4 separate regions of the Homo sapiens genome follow, and all the other regions are linked to region 2. The links are chromatin contacts, found by Hi-C or POLR2A ChIA-PET in ENCODE. All regions are on one chromosome and are shown on one strand. The core of a region is the stretch at or near the end of the contact, and the rest is flanking DNA. Distances in the headings are between cores, read along the strand shown. Region 1 holds the start of MS4A1 (membrane spanning 4-domains A1). Region 2 overlaps MS4A15 (membrane spanning 4-domains A15). Region 3 holds the start of MS4A7 (membrane spanning 4-domains A7). Region 4 overlaps LINC02954 (long intergenic non-protein coding RNA 2954).

Region 1 (2,700 bases), core at 3-2,502, 320 kb before region 2:
TCCTTCACTCTACAGCATCTCTGAGAGGTGACTGCATGACTTTACTTGAGTATTCTTGAAGAAGTAAATTCTCTATTGAAATGGTAGCCAGTTCCCCTAATGAACGGCTCCAACAATTTTTTTTTTTAGAGTGGCATCTTTTTAAATATCACACCACAATCAGCCTCCCCAGAACTACTTCTACCCAGTGGATCTAACCCTATGGTTCCAAACTATCTTAAATTTAAAAAGAGAGGCAGAAAGAGAAAGAGAGAAGAGATGAAAGAGAGAGACAGGAATGAACCTCGAATTAGGCAACAGAGCTGCCTGCCATATTTCATCCCTTTAGATTAAATAAACAAATAATTACCTAACTATAGCTCTGTGTCTCTAATAAAATGAAGCAATGAACAGGGAAATAAAAATGTAATTAAAAATCCCACATATGAACATAAAAGTTGAATATTGTAGGGGGAGAGAGAGGACATTATCTTTGGGCAAAACTTTGATTCACATCCCAAATATTTAGACTCTCCTGACACTACCAACTTCTTCCATTTCCCTACTTGATCTAGTACTGTGCTTGATGACCCTGCAGCTCCAGACTAGACTAAAAAGAGAGGGGACACAAGGGAACTTGACAGACAGAAGAAAAAGGTGGGTTCAGAGGTAAAAGTGCTATTTCAATTTATATTTCCAAATATGGAGGCTAATTCTTGCTTTGAGTGGCTGGGTACATGTACTATGGCACTAAAGTATAATTTTAGGCCATTTCTGCTAAATCTGACACAAGATATATACATGGTTCATAAGAAACTTAAGTGTGAGCCAATGAGGACAATATTTGGGGACCCCTAAGTATAGTGCTGCCAAGTGTACAGCCTCAGTGATTCTTGAATCTCTGCATGGATGCCTCCTGCCCACCTACTCAGCCCTAAAAGTGAAGCCAGAAGGTAAAAGTCAGTGCTAACGGCCCATCTTTGACCAACTTCTAGAATCTTTCTTGTCCTCAGGGACCTACCATCCACACCTGCTTATAGGGTGGGGGCTGCAGAAGTTCTTCTAATTAAGGTAGCATGAGCATGCCAGGCAGTCCCCTGGGGTCTTTTTCAAGAAGTGAAACCTGGTAAGGCAGAAACTTTTTTTGCACCTCCTTCAGCTATGGTAAGTGTTAAACCAAAGTAATTGGAGCGAAGCCCAAGGTAGCAGAAGCTACTGATTTCCTGTCACCTGATGTCTATCAGCGATTTCATCTTCAGGCCTGGACTACACCACTCACCCTCCCAGTGTGCTTGAGAAACAAACTGCACCCACTGAACTCCGCAGCTAGCATCCAAATCAGCCCTTGAGATTTGAGGCCTTGGAGACTCAGGTAAGGAATCAATTTGCTTTCTTTAAATGACTTAAAGGAGGTGATGGATAAGGTATAGAATGGTTTTGAAGACTGGAGGTTCTTGATCTTAATTCTAGAGTTTCCCTAGTCAGACTTCCTAATAGTTCTATGACTTAAGGAGGGGTGACGATATCAAGGCTTGCTGCCCACTCACTCCTCTAATCAGTCTCCCTCTCAACAATTACCCTATGCAGTCAACTGTGAATCATTCCACAAAAGTAGTAGATTGCAGCATATATATTAAATCATGGTTTCTAAACCATTGGGTTCAAACTGGAGCTCTACCACTAACAAACAATATAACCTTGGGCAAATTACTAAACCTCTAAAGCCTCAGCTTCCTCATCTATAAAATGGGGGCAATGGTACCCATTACATTAGGAAAATTGGAACTAAAATCCTGAATCCCTTAGGACTTCCCAATACCAAATGAGAAAATAATCAGTCATAGGCATAATGAAAAAAACTCCATTTGTCTTCCTGTAAATGCTTTTGTCTACATTAAATGTAAATATACCTAGAAGTATAGGTGGCTTTACAGGCTAACATTTTCTGGAGGGGATTTGTGGACACCAAGTTGAGCATGAAATCCTGCCTCAAATCTATCACATGGGAAACCAAGAGTAAGAGGGGGCGCTGCAGATGTGGGGGAGCTCTAATGAAGGAAAACAAGGATTAATTTTAATCATGCCATTACTGTTTTCTGAATCCAGTATATAAGTGATTCCCTTTCCCTGTTTCCCATAAAATGGCTTAATCTCACTGAGAATCCGGTGGAAAGAAATGTTTAATCCAGCATTGTGAGCATTTTTGTGTGTGTGTTTTGTTTGTTTGTTCATTTTTTAGTGGAGACAAGGTTTCTCCATGTTGGCCAGGCTGGTCTCGAGCTCCCGACCTCAGGGGATCCACCTGCCTCGGCTTCCCAAAGTGCTGGGATTACAGGTGTGAGCCACTGCACCTGGCCATTGTGAGCACTTGTTAAGCTTCCCTGAGGAAGTAGCTGAGTTTGATGTTCAGCTTAATGTAACTGAGCTCATAGTACATAGAAAACAGGTTCCCTATGCAAGTCTAGTAGGATACAGGATTCTCCGAAGAAAGTAGTTGATGTCTAGTAAGGAAAGCAAAGAGCTAGGAGCTCTGAAGAATTCCTTGCAATCAGGCAAGGAGAGCAGGAACGCCCTCAGGTGATGTGCATATCTAATGCAGAGTTTGATTGAAAGTAAAGAGGGAGGGAGAAGGAACACTTCAAAGTTGAGAAGATTCAGGAAAGAAGGTAGAGGACATGTATAGACCAGTGGCTCTGGTGGCGGTAGTGGGATATGAGCTTG
Region 2 (2,748 bases), core at 101-2,600:
GTTTGAGACAAGCCTGGGCAACATAAAAAGATCCTATCGCTACAAAAAAAAATGTATTTTTAATTAGCCATGTGTGATGGTACGTGCCTGTACTCCTAGCTAGTTGGGAGGCTGAGGCAGGAGGATCGCTTGAGCCCAGGAGGTTGAGGCTGCAGTGAGCTATGATCACACCACTGCCCTTCAGCCTGGGTGACAGAGGAAGGCTGTCTCTAAAACCAAAACAAAACCAAAGACGTCTTCGCAGGTCAGTGAAGACAGGACTGCTCTCCCCGTGGCACTGGGTGCACCAGCACCCACAGGGCCACTGCTCTGTGCAGCCCCACAGGCAGCCTTGCAGAATAGAAGGCCCAGGCTCAGGGCATGGGGGCAGTGCTGCACCCAGAGGAGTGAGACTTTTTGGAGTTCCCAGGCCACATGGGAGACAGGGGCATCAGGGAGGGCAGCATGATAGAGATGGAAATTAAGCTTTGATTTCCAAAAAAAATGGAGGACAGTGATGACAGAAAGGGGCTGGAGGGAGTGTTCAAGGCAGGGGAACCAGTTGGAGCAAAGGCTGCCTCGGGCAGGCAAATGCAGGCCACAGGGTGGGGTGCCCTTGGCAGGTGCACGATGGGATGCATTGAGGGTGAGGGGATTGAAGGTCTGAGCAGGGGAGTGAGCTGGTTGAGGGAAATCAGTCAAGAGGATTTGTCCAGTGCCGGAAGGTGGAGAGGGTGGACAAGCGGGGCTCGAGGCCAGGAAGCTGCAAGGAGGCTGGTGCCACGGTGCAGGCAAGAGAGAGCGAAGTCCTGAACCAGGCCAGGGCAGTCGGGAGAGAAAGAACAGCAGAGCCGGACGTGGTGGCTCATGCCTGTAACCCCGGCACTTTGGGAGGCCGAGGCGGGCAGATCATCTGAGGTCAGGAGTTCAAGACCAGCCTGGCCAACATGATGAAACCCCGTCTCTACTAAAAATACAAAAAATTACCTGGGCATGGTGGCAGGCGCCTATAATCCCAGCTACTCGGGAGGCTGAGGCAGGAGAATAGCTTGAACCCAAGAGGCGGAGGTTGCAGTGAGCCGAGATCACGCCATTGCACTCCAGCCTGGGCAACAAGAGCAAAACTCTGTCTCAAAAAAAAAAAGAAAAGAAAAAAAAGAACAGCAGAACGTTAGCGCCTGGAGAAATGGGACTTTTGTCTGTTTTGTTCACTGCTGTACTCCCAATGCCTGGATCATAGCTGGCCCCAGTAAATGTTGTTTGAAATATTGGTTGCACGGAGAGCCCTGAGCATGCGATTCAGACTTGCGGAATTCAGTACCAGGGCGCTGTTCTCAGATTACCCACAAGGGGGCACTATTGAACCACTACCCTGAAGCTCCAGCGTCCTCCAGGACGCTCAGTGCTGTTTTCTTTGCAGCCTGTGATCTTCCTGCCAAACGCCTTCAGCGCAGACTTCAACATCCCCAGCCCGGCAGCCTCTGCGCCCCCTGCCTATGACAATGTGGCATATGCCCAAGGAGTCGTCTGAGTAGCAGATGTGGCACCTGCGGGTGGAGTCCAGCCTTTTCCCTCTGGGCCCAGCCTCTCCCCACCCCCACCTTGTTCATCAGGGGCCAGCCCCATCCCAGCTGCCCTCCCTCACCACATCTACACATACTCCGGCATCTGAGTGAAGTGTCCCCAGGGACATCTCTCCCACACTTTCCCCAGTGCTTTCTTTCTAAAAGACACCGGGCTGACGTCAGGGGTGTGTGTCCTTCAGCTCCCTGAGCCCTGTCACCCTTCCAGGACACCCACCTTGTGCATCTAAGCATTTCTCTGCTCATTGGGGAAATCCTGGCCTCATTGGAGACTCAGGTTCGAGGCCTGCCCTGACCCTCGGGCCTCGGGAAGGTCAGAGAGCCCGGAATCCTCCAGAATGGAAGAGTCTGACTCTGGCATTCCACAGAGGTGCCGATACCAGGCCAAGGCCTCACAGCAGGGTAGTGGCCTGGCCGCAGGTCTCCTGGCCCCAAGATCAGCTCTGTCCTTTGTCATCTGTTGCCACATCCATGGAACTCAGGTTTCCTATTTGGAAACTAGAGTGTTGAACCAGATAAGGTTCATCAGGCCCTTCCAGCTCCCCAGGCTCCCTGAAGTCCTGGGTCTAGGCCAGGCATTGTCCCCCTGCTTCCTGGAAACCCTCATTTTCCTTGTCTGTAATATGAAGTCAGCATTGGCCCCGCCCCCCACCCCCTACCATCTCCCAATGGAGGGGAGGTTGCAGGGGAGAGCTGCCGCCAGCCCACTCCTGAGGCACCACCACAGTCAGCATCGACAGGGGCACAGCAGTGGCAGTTTGGGACCTCCCTGTGCCTCTCAGCACTCCCTTCCCCACCCCCATAGCCCAAGGACAAGGCTACCACAGAAGGTTACCACAGGACCTGGGCTTCGTCTCCAGGGGACAAGGAGACACTGTCAGCCTGGTGTTCACCAGGCCTGGTAGATGAGATGGCTTGTCTCATCCACACCACAGAAGGAAATAAACCATGTGGCTTAAATTTTGAGCTGGTCTTGTTGCAATGACTTTTTCTTTTTAACCTCAGGGGCTTCCAAGGGTCATCCCATGTTTATCAGAGGACCTGGGTAACTATCCCACTGTCACAAAAGGGCACCTCTGGGTGCCTCGCTCTGTGTGGTGTAATCCTTACACTTACTCTGTCCCCATCTCGGTTCAAACAAACATGCCTTCATATCCCCACTCCACAACTAAGGACACTGAAGCTT
Region 3 (2,700 bases), core at 86-2,585, 400 kb before region 2:
ACAGTGCTTGTTGTGGATATGAAGATGTTGACTAAGCTGGGCACAGTGGCTCACACCTGTAATCCCAGCTTTGGGAGGCCAAGGCAGGTGGATCACCTGAGATCAGGAGTTCGAGACCAGCCTGACCAACATGGTGAAATCCTGTCTCTAGTAAAAATACAAAAATTAGACAGGCATGGTGGTGGGCACCCATAGTCCCAGCTACTGGGGAGGCTGAGGCAGGAGAATCACTTGAACCTGGGAGGTGGAGGTTACAGTGAGCTGAGACTGCACCATTGCACTCCAGCCTGAGCAACAAGAGCAAAAAACTCCATCTCAAAAAAAAAAAAAGATGTTGACCAAATGGCAGACTCTTGCCATGAAGCAAGCCCAGACCTCAGTGCCAAGAGATGTGAATTAGATTCCTGCCTCTTCCACAGACTAGACATGTGACTGGGGGCAGATTCCTTCAGCAATATCACCTCATTTGGAGAAGAACTGGACTAAAATACCCTCCAAGTAGTTTATGAGTTATTTAAATCTCCCAGGCTTAGGTTTGCTCCTCTCTTAGGGGATAGCCTTGCCACCCTTCAGGAAATGGAGACTGTATATGGAGCATGTTGTGCCGCCAGCTGCTGCATGTCCCAGAGCCATCTTAAACCCTACCCTTCTGAACAATGGCTAGTCTACAAGAAGCCTTAAAAGGGATGTGAAAGTGGCAACAGTGTCCCCTCAACAACAAATACTTCCCCAAATATGAGCTTGTGTGGAGCCTGATGACTCTGCCTCTGAGGCCAATCCACTGGCATCTTTCCCAAGATGTGCCTGGACTTCCCTGAGCATGAGGCCAAAGATGGAGAATGGAAACACCCAAAAGAAGTAACAAGGAGACACGGAATTTTCCACAGGTTGCTTTCAGCTTACCAAGAGCCTGGAAAGTGAGAGAATAGATTCTCCAAAATTCAAAACTAACATTACTATTATCAATATTTATTGTCTACTTTTTGTAAACTCTTTGCATCTTTTTTCTTTAATTCTCCCAACACCCACAGAGTGGAATTATTATTATCCATCCACCATTTATTTAATAGACAAGAAAACTCAGGCTAAGCAAAACTAGATGACTTAAATAATTCTATGTAGGAGTAGGGAAAATGAATTTTAACTGGGACCGTACAAATCACTAGTCTGCACAAAGGTCTTTTTCTCATGTGTCACTTCTATCTTGTGTCATTTTGCCAGACCTCAGAATTTAGAAAGAGGAAGCAGAGGCACTTTTTATATATCAACTGTCTGTAACTACAGCAAAATTCACATCCTGTGTAATCATAAATACTGCTCTAAGAAAGGGACAGGAAGTCTCAGAGGCTGGAGAGCAGAGCACCAAGATCGTTCTGGCAGGAACAGCCAGTGGGAGGTTCCAGCTGAGCGCTCCCCAGAGGTGAGCTGATCCCCAGCCACAGCACACAGGACCAGGCTGCGAGAACAGGTAGACACCTTGGTTTAGATCATGACTTTTGGGGAAGATTGTGTGCTTTTGAAAAGACAGCCAGGGAATTGGATTATCATCCTGTCTCTGATTCTGACCACCTGTGTGAGTTGGAGCGTCAGCTCAGTCCCCTTTTTGGGTCTCAGTTTACTCACTTGTCAAATAAGAAAATTGGGTAAAACCATTCTTAGGTTTCCCTCATTGAGGTGATTTTCCTCAATGTTCTGCATTCTCCTGGTGTGTCACTCAGTCTTACAGAGTCTACTCTCAACAAATACTGTGCAATTAGACTGAATCTTGCATTAGAACCCCATGGTCCTACTCTAATTCTGTAATACAGAAAATTGCTGGGCAGAGCTGTTGACCTCCATGTCATGATTTATCTTCAAAGCACGGATTTTAGAGCTGTCTTGAAAGCTGTGGGTCCCTCCAGTCTATCTCCTCAAGGCGAATGTGGAAGGACAAAGCATCCTCTCAGACTGTGGTGTTTGGAGATGATAGCATCAGTCTGGAGACTTTTGTGAAACATAAAGAATCTTGGTTATATAGGATTCCTTCTAAAAGTAGCAACGTGTATCTAAATTCAAGTGTCATAGATTTAAATGTAATAATTCCACTTCCATACATCACTGTGAGATAATTAAATGCAGGAGGTATCACAAAAGTGCAAAGATGTTCATTATTGCATTGTTCATAGTGGCAAAAAGAAAAAATAGAAACCACCTAAATAGTCATGAACATGTGATTGATTAAATGAATCTAGAGACCTCCATTTATTTAAATATACCATTTGGCTTTTTGGTTGTAGTAAAATATGCTTAAAATAATTGTAGCCTTTTAACCATGTGTTTTTTTGTTGTTTTTTGTTTGTTTGTTTGTTTGTTTTTTAATTGAGAAAGAGTTTTGCTCAGTCACCCAGGCTAGAGTGCGTGATCTCGGCTTACTGCAACCACTGTCTTCCAGGTTCAAGCGATTCTCCCATCTCAGCCTCCTGAGTAGCTGGGATTACAGGCACTCACCATCATGCCTGGCTAATTTTTGTATTTTTTTAGTAGAGACGGGGTTTCACCATGTTGGCCACGCTGGTCTTGAATTCCTGACCTCAGGTGATCTGCCCGCCTCGGCCTCCCAAAGTGCTAGGATTACAGGCATGAGCCGCTGCACCCAGCCTTAACCATTTTTAGGTGTACAGTTCAGTGGCATTAAGCACATTCACACCATTGTGCAACCAT
Region 4 (2,700 bases), core at 172-2,671, 290 kb after region 2:
TCTACTCCTGTTTCTGCCACTGAAGCAAATTAAAAAATAATATATATATATATATATATATATATATATCACCTTGGACCTTTTATTTTCTAGCAAGGATTATCCATAGTTATTATCTACACAGGGTGGCTGGTCCCAGGGGTGTGATTCCCATTTGGGGTAATAAGTAAATGCTCTTCGTAGCAACTGCATATGAGGTGAACAAATACAGCATGCCAATAGCGGGACCCTATCGACAGATGAAGCCAGGATTCCAGCACTTACTCCCAGAGCCAGTTCTTCATTATTCAAGATACAAGATCAAGGCTGGGTCCAGGTTCTGTTGAGCCTGAAGCCTATACAATTTGGGGGTCCCTCTTTAAAAAATATGATAATACACAAATAAAATTAGATAAAGGGTGCCTGTAATCCCAGCACTTTGGGAGGCCAAGGCGGGTGAATCACTTGAGGTCAGGAGTTTTAGACCAGCCTGGCCAACATGGTGAAACCCTGTCTCTACTAAAAATACAAAAATAAGCCAGACATGGTGGTAGACGCCTATAATTCCAGCTATTCAGGAGGCTGAGGCACAAGAATCTCTTGAACCCGGGAGGCGGAGGTTGCAATGAGCCAAGACCATACCACTGCACTCCAGCCTGGGCGACAGAGCTAGACTCCATCTCAAAAAAAAAAAAAAAAAAAAGATAAATGGCCTTGGGAGGGTCCTAAGACTGACCTTCTCCAGCCTTGTGGTCAGTCTGTCTGGACCTGTCTGCACATCATCCCTTTAATTATTTCCCAAAAGCTCTACATCACAAACGCATTATTGAAGATGAAGAAACGGGGCTCAGAGAGGTAGAGGAATTTGTCCAACCCAGTTGTCCAGGAAAGACCAGGCACAGTGGACTCCAAATCCCATATTCTTCCAGCCACAACATGCATTTCTTGAATAAATGCTAAAAGATGTGGTGGGTAATTGGTATTGATGAATGGAACACAAATTTGGGGCAAGTTTCAGGTTCACCCTATCCACACCCTACCCGACTCCCACCAGAACTCCTGAATATCACAAACATCCTTCCAGGACCCCACACACAAAAAGTCCCAGGTTATAACCATATTAGAGTAATGGAAAATGAGAAAATGGAAAAAACCTCCATCATTCCCAGCAAAGACTCAACAGGGCCCTCATGAAGCTCCACCTTGTTCCCACTGAGGCAGCTTCCGGCAAGTGCCTGTTTGTACAACCAGCGAGAAACACAGCTCTTGCTGATCTTAATTCTTACCCCCACTCGTTCAGTTCTCTTATGATGACAGGCACCTCAATTCAGTTTCGCAGCATCCCAAAACGTGCCGGAGTAGGCTGGGTGAGACTCTCGGGGCTCAAAGTCTATCATTACATCTTGGTTGCGACCACAGAGGGTTTTTTTTTTTCTTTTAAACACCAGCTCAAGGGCAGAAGAATTAGTCAGGGCACAGATCTTCCGGATCGCTACTGTATGGGGACCATAACATCACTGTAAGGCCCCTGTGCTGAGCCACAAACCCCACTTGGAACAAAGAAAACTCCCAGGTACTTTACCAGACACCAATTGCGCCATCCTGTTTGGGACACAGTCATTTGGCACTCCAGGTTCTCAACCCATAGTAATAACGCCTCATGCTTTTGAAACTGAAAAATGCATCCAAAAAAATCTCAGTGACACATCATGACTCATGTCCCATCCCCACCCCCACTCCCACCTCCCTCCCGCCCCACCCTAGGGAGGGGGGCTCGTCCTTTTCATTCACCCCTGATGTGAAACCAGGTTGGTCAGTGCCTGTCAATTTCACTTCCTGTTTCCTTGCTTCCATCAGAGAGCAGAGCTGTGAGGAGGGATAGATATTATGCTGTGGTGCAGCCAGACAAGCCCCACCTTGTTGTGCCTCCAGAAGAAGCACATTCTTGGCCTGGGTGGTAACAATAACATCTGGATGGAAATATCAAGTGGTATCAGGCTTCCAGACCACCATTCATGAAAGGTGCATCCACTTAGTAAGCCTCTATGGAGGCCTCTTCTGGGCCAAGTGTTTGTTCGAAGTTGTGTATGGACAGAAAGATATTCCTCCTCTCAAGGTGCCCACAGTCCAGGGCGTACTGAGAAGCCAACAGATAATGCAGTGAGATGGCTGTGGGGATTGGGGTGTTACAGAATTGGGGTGGGGTGGGGACAGCCTGCTTTCAAGGAGTCTAGGCAGGCATCTCAGAGGTGACAGCCAAGACTAGATGGAGGACAATAATAAGGATGATGACGATGATGACACTGATGAACAATATGTGCAGCGTTTTCTAACACTTTGCATTTGTTAACTCACGTATTCTTCCCAGTCACCCTTATTCCCACTTCATAGAGGAGGGAACTGAGGCATCAGGATGGTGAGTAACTGGCCCAAAGTCACATAGCTGTTACAAGCACTATATGAGGACAAGCTGACCTGCCAAAGACAGCGTAGGGATCAGGACGGAGAAAGTCACAGAGAGGAAAGGGCATGGCATTTATGGAGAGCTGCCAACATCTTGGGGCCACACAGCAAAGGGCAAAAGTGGTCCCAACATGTGGGTGTGTGGCCCACAGACACGCTTTGTTGATGGCCCATATAGTGTTTTAAGATATATATATAAACCAACGCTTGAAAATTAGGCTATTTCATATAAAAACTCAGATTCCCAAAATTATGTTG

What was found. Hi-C counts contacts between places; a loop is a spot of excess contacts on that map. ChIA-PET counts read pairs that join two places held with the same protein, here RNA polymerase II (POLR2A). Pooled maps may share reads with other maps.
Region 1: a pooled map shows a loop between it and region 2 (2.4-fold over the local background). The contact joins the promoter of MS4A1 here to the enhancer-like site in region 2. A Hi-C loop is called at or near these places in 29 of 37 single-sample maps with no recorded cell type and 5 of 50 pooled maps. POLR2A ChIA-PET finds 5 or more read pairs at or near these places in 1 of 52 experiments (GM12878).
Region 3: a loop to region 2 is called in a pooled map, with 2.3 times the contacts of the local background. The contact joins the promoter of MS4A7 here to the enhancer-like site in region 2. A Hi-C loop is called at or near these places in 3 of 168 maps with a recorded cell type or tissue (GM12878, HepG2 and mammary epithelial cell), 33 of 37 single-sample maps with no recorded cell type and 11 of 50 pooled maps. POLR2A ChIA-PET finds 5 or more read pairs at or near these places in 1 of 52 experiments (GM12878).
Region 4: a loop to region 2 is called in a pooled map, with 4 times the contacts of the local background. The contact joins two enhancer-like sites. A Hi-C loop is called at or near these places in 17 of 37 single-sample maps with no recorded cell type and 4 of 50 pooled maps. POLR2A ChIA-PET finds 5 or more read pairs at or near these places in 1 of 52 experiments (activated CD4-positive, alpha-beta T cell).

The regions. Positions count from the first base shown.
Region 1 is chr11:60,454,595-60,457,294 of GRCh38, forward strand. It overlaps MS4A1 (membrane spanning 4-domains A1), which reads left to right and starts at 1,253. Exons shown (of 8, transcript NM_152866.3): 1 at 1,253-1,351.
Region 2 is chr11:60,774,206-60,776,953 of GRCh38, forward strand. MS4A15 (membrane spanning 4-domains A15) reads left to right here. Exons shown (of 7, transcript NM_001098835.2): 7 at 1,400-2,528. The coding sequence ends at 1,510. Among named protein-coding and RNA genes, the nearest start is that of MS4A10, 9.8 kb to the right of the region's middle. RefSeq lists enhancers at 235-866, 867-1,496, 1,497-2,126 and a silencer at 1,233-1,352. Within about 2 kb of position 1,351, at least 2 of the 41 ENCODE cell types and tissues checked have a DNase peak (open chromatin) inside an H3K27ac peak, as active enhancers do.
Region 3 is chr11:60,377,197-60,379,896 of GRCh38, forward strand. MS4A7 (membrane spanning 4-domains A7) reads left to right here and starts at 1,336. Exons shown (of 7, transcript NM_021201.5): 1 at 1,336-1,468. RefSeq lists enhancers at 368-607, 1,288-1,337.
Region 4 is chr11:61,059,875-61,062,574 of GRCh38, forward strand. It overlaps LINC02954 (long intergenic non-protein coding RNA 2954), which reads left to right. Exons shown (of 4, transcript NR_186234.1): 3 at 1,837-2,001. The region is part of intron 1 of LOC105369325 (a long non-coding RNA gene); the gene reads right to left. Among named protein-coding and RNA genes, the nearest start is that of LINC02954, 5.8 kb to the left of the region's middle. RefSeq lists enhancers at 1,042-2,241, 1,307-1,546, 1,897-2,136. Within about 2 kb of position 1,422, at least 7 of the 41 ENCODE cell types and tissues checked have a DNase peak (open chromatin) inside an H3K27ac peak, as active enhancers do.